Linked DNA regions of Mus musculus: region 1 is linked to region 2. A link is a loop called in an ENCODE intact Hi-C map of the cell type or tissue named here. Cell type or tissue: heart. All regions are shown on one strand.

What was found. A loop is a pair of places that touch in the nucleus more often than their neighbours do. Peaks named below come from ENCODE experiments on the same cell type or tissue, not always from the same donor. Only the 100,000 strongest peaks of a DNase experiment are listed, where the experiment ranks them.
Region 1: it touches region 2 in a loop (9-fold over the local background); 11 of 42 quality-filtered maps call a loop at or near these places.

What each region holds. Positions count from the first base shown.
Region 1 is chr1:163,067,776-163,072,775 of GRCm38, reverse strand. Mroh9 (maestro heat-like repeat family member 9) reads left to right here. Exons shown (of 22, transcript NM_030071.1): 7 at 754-858. Among named protein-coding and RNA genes, the nearest start is that of Gm22671, 15 kb to the right of the region's middle. In heart, a CTCF peak has its summit at 2,073 (motif pointing right); no DNase peak of the experiment used is centred here.
Region 2 is chr1:162,811,377-162,816,376 of GRCm38, reverse strand. Fmo4 (flavin containing monooxygenase 4) reads left to right here and starts at 3,828. Exons shown (of 9, transcript NM_144878.1): 1 at 3,828-3,848. In heart, a CTCF peak has its summit at 2,320 (motif pointing left); a DNase peak (open chromatin) is centred at 2,436.

The sequences.
Region 1 (5,000 bases), 260 kb before region 2:
GTGTCCTGAAGTCATCCTGTCCATCAAGTGGACAATGGGAGAAGTGTCCTGAAGTCATTTCACAGATTTTTGAGGCAAGCTAGGTCCTCAGAGACATGGTTTCTGGAGAGGTACTCAAAGGACCACAGTGTTAGCTCATCTGCAGCACGTGGACACTCTGCTGAGAACGCCAGCAATCCACACTTCTACTGTCCTGGCTGTGACTCAAGCAGGTCCAGGTGTAGCTCCCCCCATGACTTGGAAGGTGTAAGCTAGAAATCAGCAGTTTCCTCTATCATGGTGGCAGTTCTATGGGTACGCAGGCCTCACGGTGCTATCTCCAGAATATATAAAACAAGAGGCAGAATAATTCTTGGGTAAGTTGACATTTCTGAATCAGATACAATTTTAGTTCTCTCTTAAAGGCGAAATACAAATCCCATGCTTTTCAAAGTGAAAATATGAACTTAAACAAGAGGTAACATAACATCATCGTCTTATACAAAACATTTAATGATACCCAGAAGTTTATATTATAGTGAATATCAGTAACTGTTGAATGAATTTAATAAAACATAAATGTATAAGTATAACAGTAGAAGTTGTGCAGTCATTGAAAGGTTGGGGTTTGCTGCAATTTTAGATAAAATGAGATCAAGTATGGATTAATCAGTAGATAATGTTTCCTGCCTTGGTAAAGTTGGAAACTACATAGAGGAGCCTTTCAGAAGTGGAATTACTGTGGTTCTAAAACAGCTGCTGTGTTTCTAACAGGAAATGGCCACTTGGATGAGTGAGGACAGTCAGTACCAGCAAGAGCGAGCAATGATGGTTATCACCAGGGTATTAATCTTTGCATCCAAGAGGGTCAAGAAATATGTAAGTCACTGACTTCAGTAATGCTGCTGACTCAAGACTGTCTATCTAGAGAGCTGCCTGCCAGGTCTTAGATCTTGAGATTACTGAATCTGGCTTAGTACTAATGGACTGGGAGGTAGGGTTATATAAAAAGAGTCCACAGCCTCCATGGACATGAATCAATGAGAGCAGTGCTTTTTCCAGTGATTGACTGAACTGTATTCTATTTTACACACATCCAATGGGCATGTCAAAACACAGACTTTTACTGACTAAATAGACTCTCCTCTGCTAACCCAGTGTTATTTGTAATATCACAGATATTTCATTCTTACCTTATCTCCTGTCTTTTAAAATATTTTATATTTTGTTTTAAATGCATACAATTGTGAGGGCTCTCAGCAAATGCTATGGCTTACAGAGTAACAATCCTCATGGGGCAAAAAGACGACTCAGTGCACTCAACACGACTCAGTACCCAAGGTTGGTTCAAATTTCTGGAGTCTGACCCTGGGCAGTTTGTTGTAAGCATATTTAAGGCACACAATAATTTGGGAAAGAGGTTTCCTGTGCAATACGTAGGGATGCCTGGATAATCTGTACCGGGTTGCCCTCTGTGCATGAGAGGCACGACTACATTGAAACTCTTCTCAAAGTGTGTATCACTTCCTCCTGCTTTGAATACATCATTGCTCTCCTTCTCAGAAACCTTACACTGTAAACATTTCCCTCCCATGGATGCTTACATCAAGAGTTGCTTTTCCAATTAATCCTCCAAGTAACTTTCAAGTGTGCCCCACTAACCATTCATTGAATTACTTAAATGAGGCTTAACATTAAGAATAGTTCATCTCTAATATATTTTCTCTGCAACTCCTAATATCTGCCAATCACCCAGCAATTATTTGATGCCAACCACTTATCTGCTCTCTGTCTAATCATGCACTTCTCTCTGAATATGTTGGTATAGTTCACTAAGTCACACCCAGGGAGCAGGTCAGACATTTGGAGTTTTGTCTTACATGTCCAGTCCCTTTTCTCCTCTTACTGTAGCCTAGGACATGTTTCTTTGTCCACAGGACACTTCAGGTGTGAAAAACATAATCTCATACATTCAGGGGTGAATCCAAAGTCACACATTGTTAATTTCAACACGTTGAGAAAATCCACATAGTTCTATTTACCAACTAATAATACCTAGCTAGCACTGCAGTGGTTTGCAGTGGTTACTCAGGCCACAAGGTGGCAGACCATTAGCACTTTTCAGAGCTTTGCTAGCTCTGGAGCTGCTTATCTTGATCATGAGGGCATAAACTTCATTAAGTCAGCCTTGTTTTAAAAATAATATCACAGAAAAATGATTAAGTCAGTAAAAAAAAATAAATCATATTATATGTATATAACTACATGATCCAAACTACTGATAATAAATTAAATCTCAGGCTTCCTACAGGTCTGCTACGTCTATCTCAGTATCTAACACAAAGAATATTAGTTCTGCCCTCTGATTACATTTTAAGAAAACTACACAGATCCTTGTCTCCGTCATTCCGAGTTTCAGAAGCTCTTGGACTGTTAATGAACCTTCTCTGTTACTAAAATACTTTTTTAAATGGCGATTCCCCTCACATGATGATGTAGAGACTATCCTACACTCCACAAATAACTACTCATTCAATTAAATGGAGCATATTTCTGCATACAGAAACATGTCTTCCTAGATCAGCTAGGATTGTTATATTGTGCCATTGATAGAAACATTGCTCCTGTCTTTGCTCCTTTGGCACATTGAAAGGTGAATGCATTGCTACCACCCTCCTAAAAGAACAAAAAAGAGAGAGCAGAAGATAAGACACCAGTGTGCAAAATGGCCAATGAGAAGAACAGGTCCCCTTGGAGTTCAAATGGAGCAGAGACTGCTCAGGCAATGATCAGTCAGAAAAAAGTCAAAGAAAGAAATTGGGCTAGGTCTTGTGGATTTTTTATTTATTGATGTCTAACACATTGTCCCGTTCTGGATATTGTCCATGAACTACATAACAAATTTAATATTAGCAGTTTGAGACAACAGATATATTTATCCAGCAGTTTCTGTTATCAAGGGTCTGAGTATAAAAACTAGACACCCGTGGTTGGTAATGTTCTCATGGGATTGAAGCTCAGCTCTCAGCTTAAAGGCTGATTGAAGTTAAAGGGAACCCAAAGTTCAGCTCACTGAGTTTGTCCTTTGTGGGCCTCTGTCTCTCCTGATTCAGTCCTCTCTATAAAGCTACCATCATGGATTTTTATCTCTCTGGAGCCATAAGCTGGCATAAACTTCTCTTTCTTAAAAATGGGATGAGGGTTTTGAGTTCCTGCTGGCAAACTGCCCTCGTTTACCTTCCTTCTTGCCAGTGCCCTCACAAGATGGCAGTATGCTCTTTAGTCCACTGTGCGTATACACAGAAATACGGTAATTGATGAAGGGGTTTCCCTGCTGAACTTCTCAACGGCAGACTAAATAGAAAGTGATGAATGACCAATACACCAAAACCACCTATCTAGGCTAATAGCCCCTCATCTTAGTAGCAAGGAATATCTTACCAGCTCTGCAAGACAAAGGTTGATGAAACAGTTTATCCTTTAAAAAACTATTCACAGTGTAATAAAGGATATTCATGTCTTCACCAAAAAAATACATCTCCGTTTATCTCTCTACCTACTTCTGTAGTTGCATTGAGTCAAGTCAGATATGTTATTCAAGACAAAAGTCTAAATATTCAATTAAAACTTCAAGTCTCTGAAGAAAGAAATTAAAGAAGATCTCAGAAGATGGAAAGATCTCCCATGCTCATGGATTGGCAGGATCAACATTGTAAAAATGGCTATCTTGCCAAAAGCAATCTACAGATTCAATGCAATCCCCATCAAAATTCCAACTCAATTCTTCAACAAATTAGAAAGAGCAATTTGCAAATTCATCTGGAATAACAAAAAACCTAGTATAGCAAAAACTCTTCTCAAGGATAAAAGAACCTCTGGTGGAATCACCATGCCTGACCTAAAGCTTTACTACAGAGCAATTGTGATAAAAACTGCATGGTACTGGTATAGAGACAGACAAGTAGACCAATGGAATAGAATTGAAGACCCAGAAATGAACCCACACACCTATGGTCACTTGATCTTTGACAAGGGAGCTAAAACCATCCAGTGGAAGAAAGACAGCATTTTCAACAATTGGTGCTGGCACAACTAGTTGTTATCATGTAGAAGAATGCGAATCGATCCATACTTATCTCCTTGTACTAAGGTCAAATCTAAGTGGATGAAGGAACTTCACATAAAACCAGAGACACTGAAACTTATAGAGGAGAAAGTGGGGAAAAGCCTTGAAGATATGGGCACAGAGGAAAAATTCCTGAACAGAACAGCATGGCTTGTGCTGTAAGATCGAGAATTGACAAATGGGACCTAATGAAACTCCAAAGTTTCTGCAAGGCAAAAGACACCATCAATAAGACAAAAAGACCACCAACAGATTGGGAAAGGATCTTTACCTATCCTAAATCAGATAGGGGACTAATATCCAACATATATAAAGAACTCAAGAAGGTGGACTTCAGAAAATCAAATAACCCCATTAAAAAATGGGGCTCAGAACTGAACAAAGAATTCTCACCTGAGGAATACCGAATGGCAGAGAAGCACCTGAAAAAATGTTCAACATCCTTAATCATCAGGGAAATGCAAATCAAAACAACCCTGAGATTCCACCTCACACCAGTCAGAATGTCTAAGATCAAAAATTCAGGTGACAGCAGATGCTGTCAAGGATGTGGAGAAAGAGGAACACTCCTCCATTGTTGGTGGGATTGCAGGCTTGTACTCTGCAAATCAGTCTGGCAGTTCCTCAGAAAATTGGACATAGTACTACCGGAGGATCCAACAATACCTCTCCTGGGCATATATCCAGAAGATGTCCCAACCGATAAGAAGGACACATGCTCCACTATGTTCATAGCAGCCTTATTTATAATAGCCAGAAGCTGGAAAGAACCCAGATGCCCCTCAACAGAGGAATGGATACAGAAAATGTGGTACATCTACACAATGGAGTACTACTCAGCTATTAAAAAGAATGAATTTATGAAATTCCTAGCCAAATGGATGGACCTGGAGGG
Region 2 (5,000 bases):
TTGAACCTGGTGAGGTAATACAGTTTCCCCAAGGGTGTTGTTTCCCTTAGAAACTAATAGTGGGCTTTGTGTGTTTGCTTTCTTGCTTGTTTGCTTGCTTGCTTGCTTGCTTGCTTGCTTTGTTTTGTTTTTGCCTCTGAGTCTCAGTCATCTCTGGACCCTCCCTCAGCTCAGTCCACAGAGCACAATAGTGGATAAATTCCTTTGCTCCCAGTGGATTCTACTCTACACTTCCCACGTTACTGGTTTAACTAACAACCCCCTTGTGTCATTCCAAAGACAGAGCACCGCAGAAATCTGACCACCGAGACCTTCATTTAGTGGCCTAGCAATTCAAGTGTTCTTCTTGGTGACAGCCATTTGTTCCTGGTTAGAAGCCATCTGTGCCTCCTTCTCAACTCAAGAGACTCCACAGTTACCTTTGCCCACTTGCTTCCACACTCCCTGTTCAACATAACTCTGTGATATACTGTTTTTAGAAAGAACCAAGGACAGGAGGGGACACGTGACTGAAGAACGAACACCAAGAAAAGTCTTGCGCTCAGCCATTTGTCTAATACAAAATCCTTTGATGTGAGTTTTTTCCTCTTATGCCTTTCTGCTTTCTTTGTGCTTTATGAGCCAGGCAGGGTCTTGCTATGTAGCTGTGTCTGGCTTGGTACTAGCCATGTAATCCAAACTGGTCTCAAATGCACTGCAATTCTTTAACTTCAGACTACTGAGCACAGGCGTGCGGGTTAATGAACATAGGAATTTTTTTCTTATGCAAATAGTACATCTTAGAGTGTTTTACTAGCCTTCTTTGGGTCCAAAGATGAGTCAGGATCAAAGTTCAAACCCTGCTTTGCTGCCTCTAAGGTTCAGTCTCCTCTTACCAGAGCTCACTCTAAACTAATAAACTTGCAAATGAACTCAGCTGAAATGGAAGAGGTACAGGTTTGAAAATACACAGTGAGCGAGGTATGGAGACCCCCGACCTCACGGGAGGCTGAACAGCAGTAGGTTTGGAAAAGAACGCCCTGAGATATCCATTACTGCCACCAGTGGAGTCTGGGAGGTCTGAGGACTCAGACCTTCTCCCTGCTCCATTTTCTCAGCCATCCCACTTTGTTTCTGTTCCTGGTGCTTCTGGACTGATTGTGAGGCAAGTTGCAAAGCTACAGGGACAGACTCCCTGAGCCCACCTAGTTAATGATGCACCAGTAAACCTGAGCAGAAGGAGAAAGCCTCGGTGACAGGGTCACAGGACACCTCAGTCCTTCAGCTCAGCACATGCCCACGGTGGCTCAAGCATCAGAAGTGCTTGCGGCCGTGGGCAGACTCTGTCTCTCAGAGTGGTGCAGAACTCAGCAGTGAGGAAACTCCTGCTAGGCTCCTCTGGCTGGGCCTGTGGGCACAATGCACACATGCTCTCCTGGTTCCCCAAGGCAAATAAATAACACTGTGTTAAGTGGTGCATACACACAGAAATCACACAGATAATTTTGCCTGCAACCCAGGGATGGTGGTATATGATAGTATCTCAGCTCTGGGGAAGTTGGCATAAAAGGATGGCAAATCTGAAAAGCACAAAAGAGTCATAGAGCACATAGAAAATCCCTGTCTCAGAAAGAAGGAAGAAAAGGGCCTGCGAGAGATTAGGCTCTTTATCCTAAATGACAGCATTTAGCTAAGCTGAGCAGAGCACTGGGCTTCTCCATCAGATCTCATCTGACTGTATTCATGTTGCCTTCCTGACTCCTCCAGGTGTTTGCATGTCTGACTTCCGGTTCAGAAAATGGTCAGTGGTAACGAACTTCCCTCAGCAACAACAAATCGACATGGGCCACCGTCACTATGGTGGCTTCCAAGCATTGAGAGAAAATACATACAAGCCCTGGCTTTTTGTTATTAACTACTGCTACTGCTTCCTCAGTTGTTCTTCCTGTGACAAAGCATTGGAAAACACCAAGTACATGTGGTAGTCTCTCTCTCTCTCTCTCTCTCTCTCTCTCTCTCTTGCTCTCTCTCGCTCTCTCCCTCTCTCTCCCTCTCTCCCCCGCTCTCCCTCTCACTCACTCTTATGTTGGTTTAAGAGGCGAATCATCAATCCAGTCATTAAAACCTATTATCATCCACATATAGGCAATAGTTCTTAGCCATCGAACTAAAACGGAAGCCATTATTTTGGAATGTGTAGGAATGTGGGGGAAGTTGGCACAGAGTAGTGGATGGATATGATCATATTTGACTGGATACATATAAAAAATCTCCAAGAAAAAATAATATGACGGAGAATGAAATCAGGGTGTCACTAAGAAGGATGAAAGTTTGGCGCCCTCTAAAGGCACCCAGCCTTCTGATGCCTTTACCTCTTGTCCATTGGAGGGTGTGGGAAAGGGGCAGGACTCCCGTTGTTTCTAATCTGAAAGCTGAATTCTAAATCGTCACTCCGCCCTCCCCCGCACCCCGAGATTGTGGAATTCACATTAATACAACTCCCTGTTGTCCATAGCCTGGCAGAAGAAGCCACCGGTTTTTGTGTTAAACTGAGAGTTTGACCAAAGTCAGCAAAGTGAGCACTGTTTCCACTTCAGGACAAGGCTCTGAGACTGAAACTTCTTCCTTGTGTTCTATAAAACAAACTCCACCTTTGACCTCTCACCTTTGGCTTCTCACCTGATCAGTGCTTGCAAGGTAAGTGCCCTGGATTTTTTCCCCCTTCAAGAGGAAACTTCCCTAGAAACTGCTCTTGGGAAGGTGAACAGAAAGTGTGTTTTTGCGGAAGGCATGTGATTAGCTTCTGAAGCCCGTTGACTAAGGTAAGAGCAATAGGGTTAAAGGAGATAGAAAGCGGAACAAAGTTGGAGCAGACTATCCAAAGGAAAGACCCCCGTGTCGGTCACACACAGTTGTCCAGCGGGTCCCACTCTGATCTTAGAATGATACAAAACCACAGCTCCGTGGTGATAAGGTGGATTAATTAGTACATCACCAAATGGCAACCTCCCAGAAATCCTAGCTGTGTCGTTCCATATGTTGGAAGAGTTTACTGACTGATAAGGTTTGAGGTGGGGTTTGGTTGTTGTACAAAGGTCCAAGTTCAGAAACTCTGGTCTCCTTTCTAGCCAGAGGGCAATGCAGTATTTCTCACATTTTAGCGTTCCTTAGAATTGACAGAGGTAGCACCTTTCTTAGGCCTTCAAGTTTTAATTCAGAGCTGGATTTTGCTTGACTGTTTGTTGAATTGGGGGAGGGGGTTGTTTTCATTGTTGTCTGAGGGTTTTGCAGCTTTTTCCCCCCTTTCTTTTTTGTGGATTTGTTTTTATTTTATGAGTTATTTGGTCTCAGATGAAAAACTTTCAAACTTGAGTTGGGGGGGGGGCACTTTAAGGTGTTTTCAGGAATTTTGGCCAAGGTGACATACCTGGCTAGAGGCAGAAACAGGAGTAGGTTCAGTTCTCTCTGTTTTCATCTTGCTTATAACCTTCTCTTACTAACATAAACCACATTTTCAAATTGCTATCACCATCAGAGGATCATGGTACTTAAAGACTAATATTGAAGTGTACAGATGTGTTTCTATTGCCAGCATTACTAATCCTGAAACCAATGGTAGAGTCCAGTACTCCATAGTCTACTCTAGAATAGGCTCAATAGTGAATGAATTCCTTTGCTGTCAGTCTATCCCACTAACGTACTTTCCACTTTATCAGTTTAACTAACTCCTGTGTCGTTTCAAAGACAGGGCATGACGGAGATCTGACAACTTCTGACCTTCATCCAGAAATTCAAGAGTTCTTCACGGTGAAGGCCATTTGTCCCTGGTTAAACACCACCCCATATTCACAACTCAAGGGAACTCACAGGTATGTTTGCCATGTTGTCTAGAGGAACTGTCCCTCTTAGGAACAGAGGGTGGAAGGATGAACAGTGAGTCTTTTGTTCTGGGTCCTTTTATGTAAGTATATTGTTTACACAGTCCATTAACACAGGTAGCTTTCATATTTTACCAGTGGTACACCTGAGAGTGTTTTGGTTGGGTTGTTGTTGTTATGTTGATGTTTTGTTGGGTATTTTGTAGTAGGTCTAATAACTTCTCAATAACTGTTGTAGTCACTGTTGCTGTGAAGAGACAACATGTTCAAGCTGACTCTTATGAGAAACATTTAGTTTAGTTGAAGTTCATTATTCTTAATAAGTTCCATTATTATCATGGTAGGAAGCATGGTAATAGACAGGCAGTAGATTGGAGCTACTTCCTGATCCACAAACAGAGAGACTCTGGGCTCAGCATGAGTTTTTGAAAACTCAAAGCCCACCTCCAGTGACATTCTTCCTTCAATAAGGCCTTATCTTTCTTTTTTTTTAAATATTTTTAAAATATTTTTTACTATGTATTTTCCTCAATTACATTTCCAATGCTATCCCAAAAGTCCCCCATACCCTCCCCCCCCCCTCCCCTACCCACCCATTCCCACTTTTTGGCCCTGGCGTTCCCCTGTACTGGGGCATATATATAAAGTTTGCGTGTCCAATGGGCCTCTCTTTCCAGTGATGGCTGACTAGGCCATCTTTTGATACATATGCAGCTAGAGTCAAGAGCTCCAGGGTACTGGTTAGTTCATAATGTTGTTGCATCTACAGGGTTGCAGATCTCTTTAGCTCCTTGGATACTTTCTCTAGCTCCTCCATTGGGGGCCCTGTGATCCATGCCATATCCAGGGATCCATCCCATAATCAGCCTCCAAACGATGACACCATTGCATACACTAGCAAGTGTTTGCTGAAAGGACCCTGATATAGCTGTCTCTTGTGAGACTAGGCCGGGGCCTAGCAAACACAGAAGTGGATGCTCACAGTCAGCTATTGGATAGGCCTTATCTTTCTAATCTTTTCAAATAGTTCCACTCCCTGGCAACTAAACACATATGAACCTGTGGGTCCATTCTCATTCAGTAGGAAAGTTTGAAGTGTCCAGTCTCCTTCTCCCAAATGAACTCAGCTGGAATGGAAGCGGT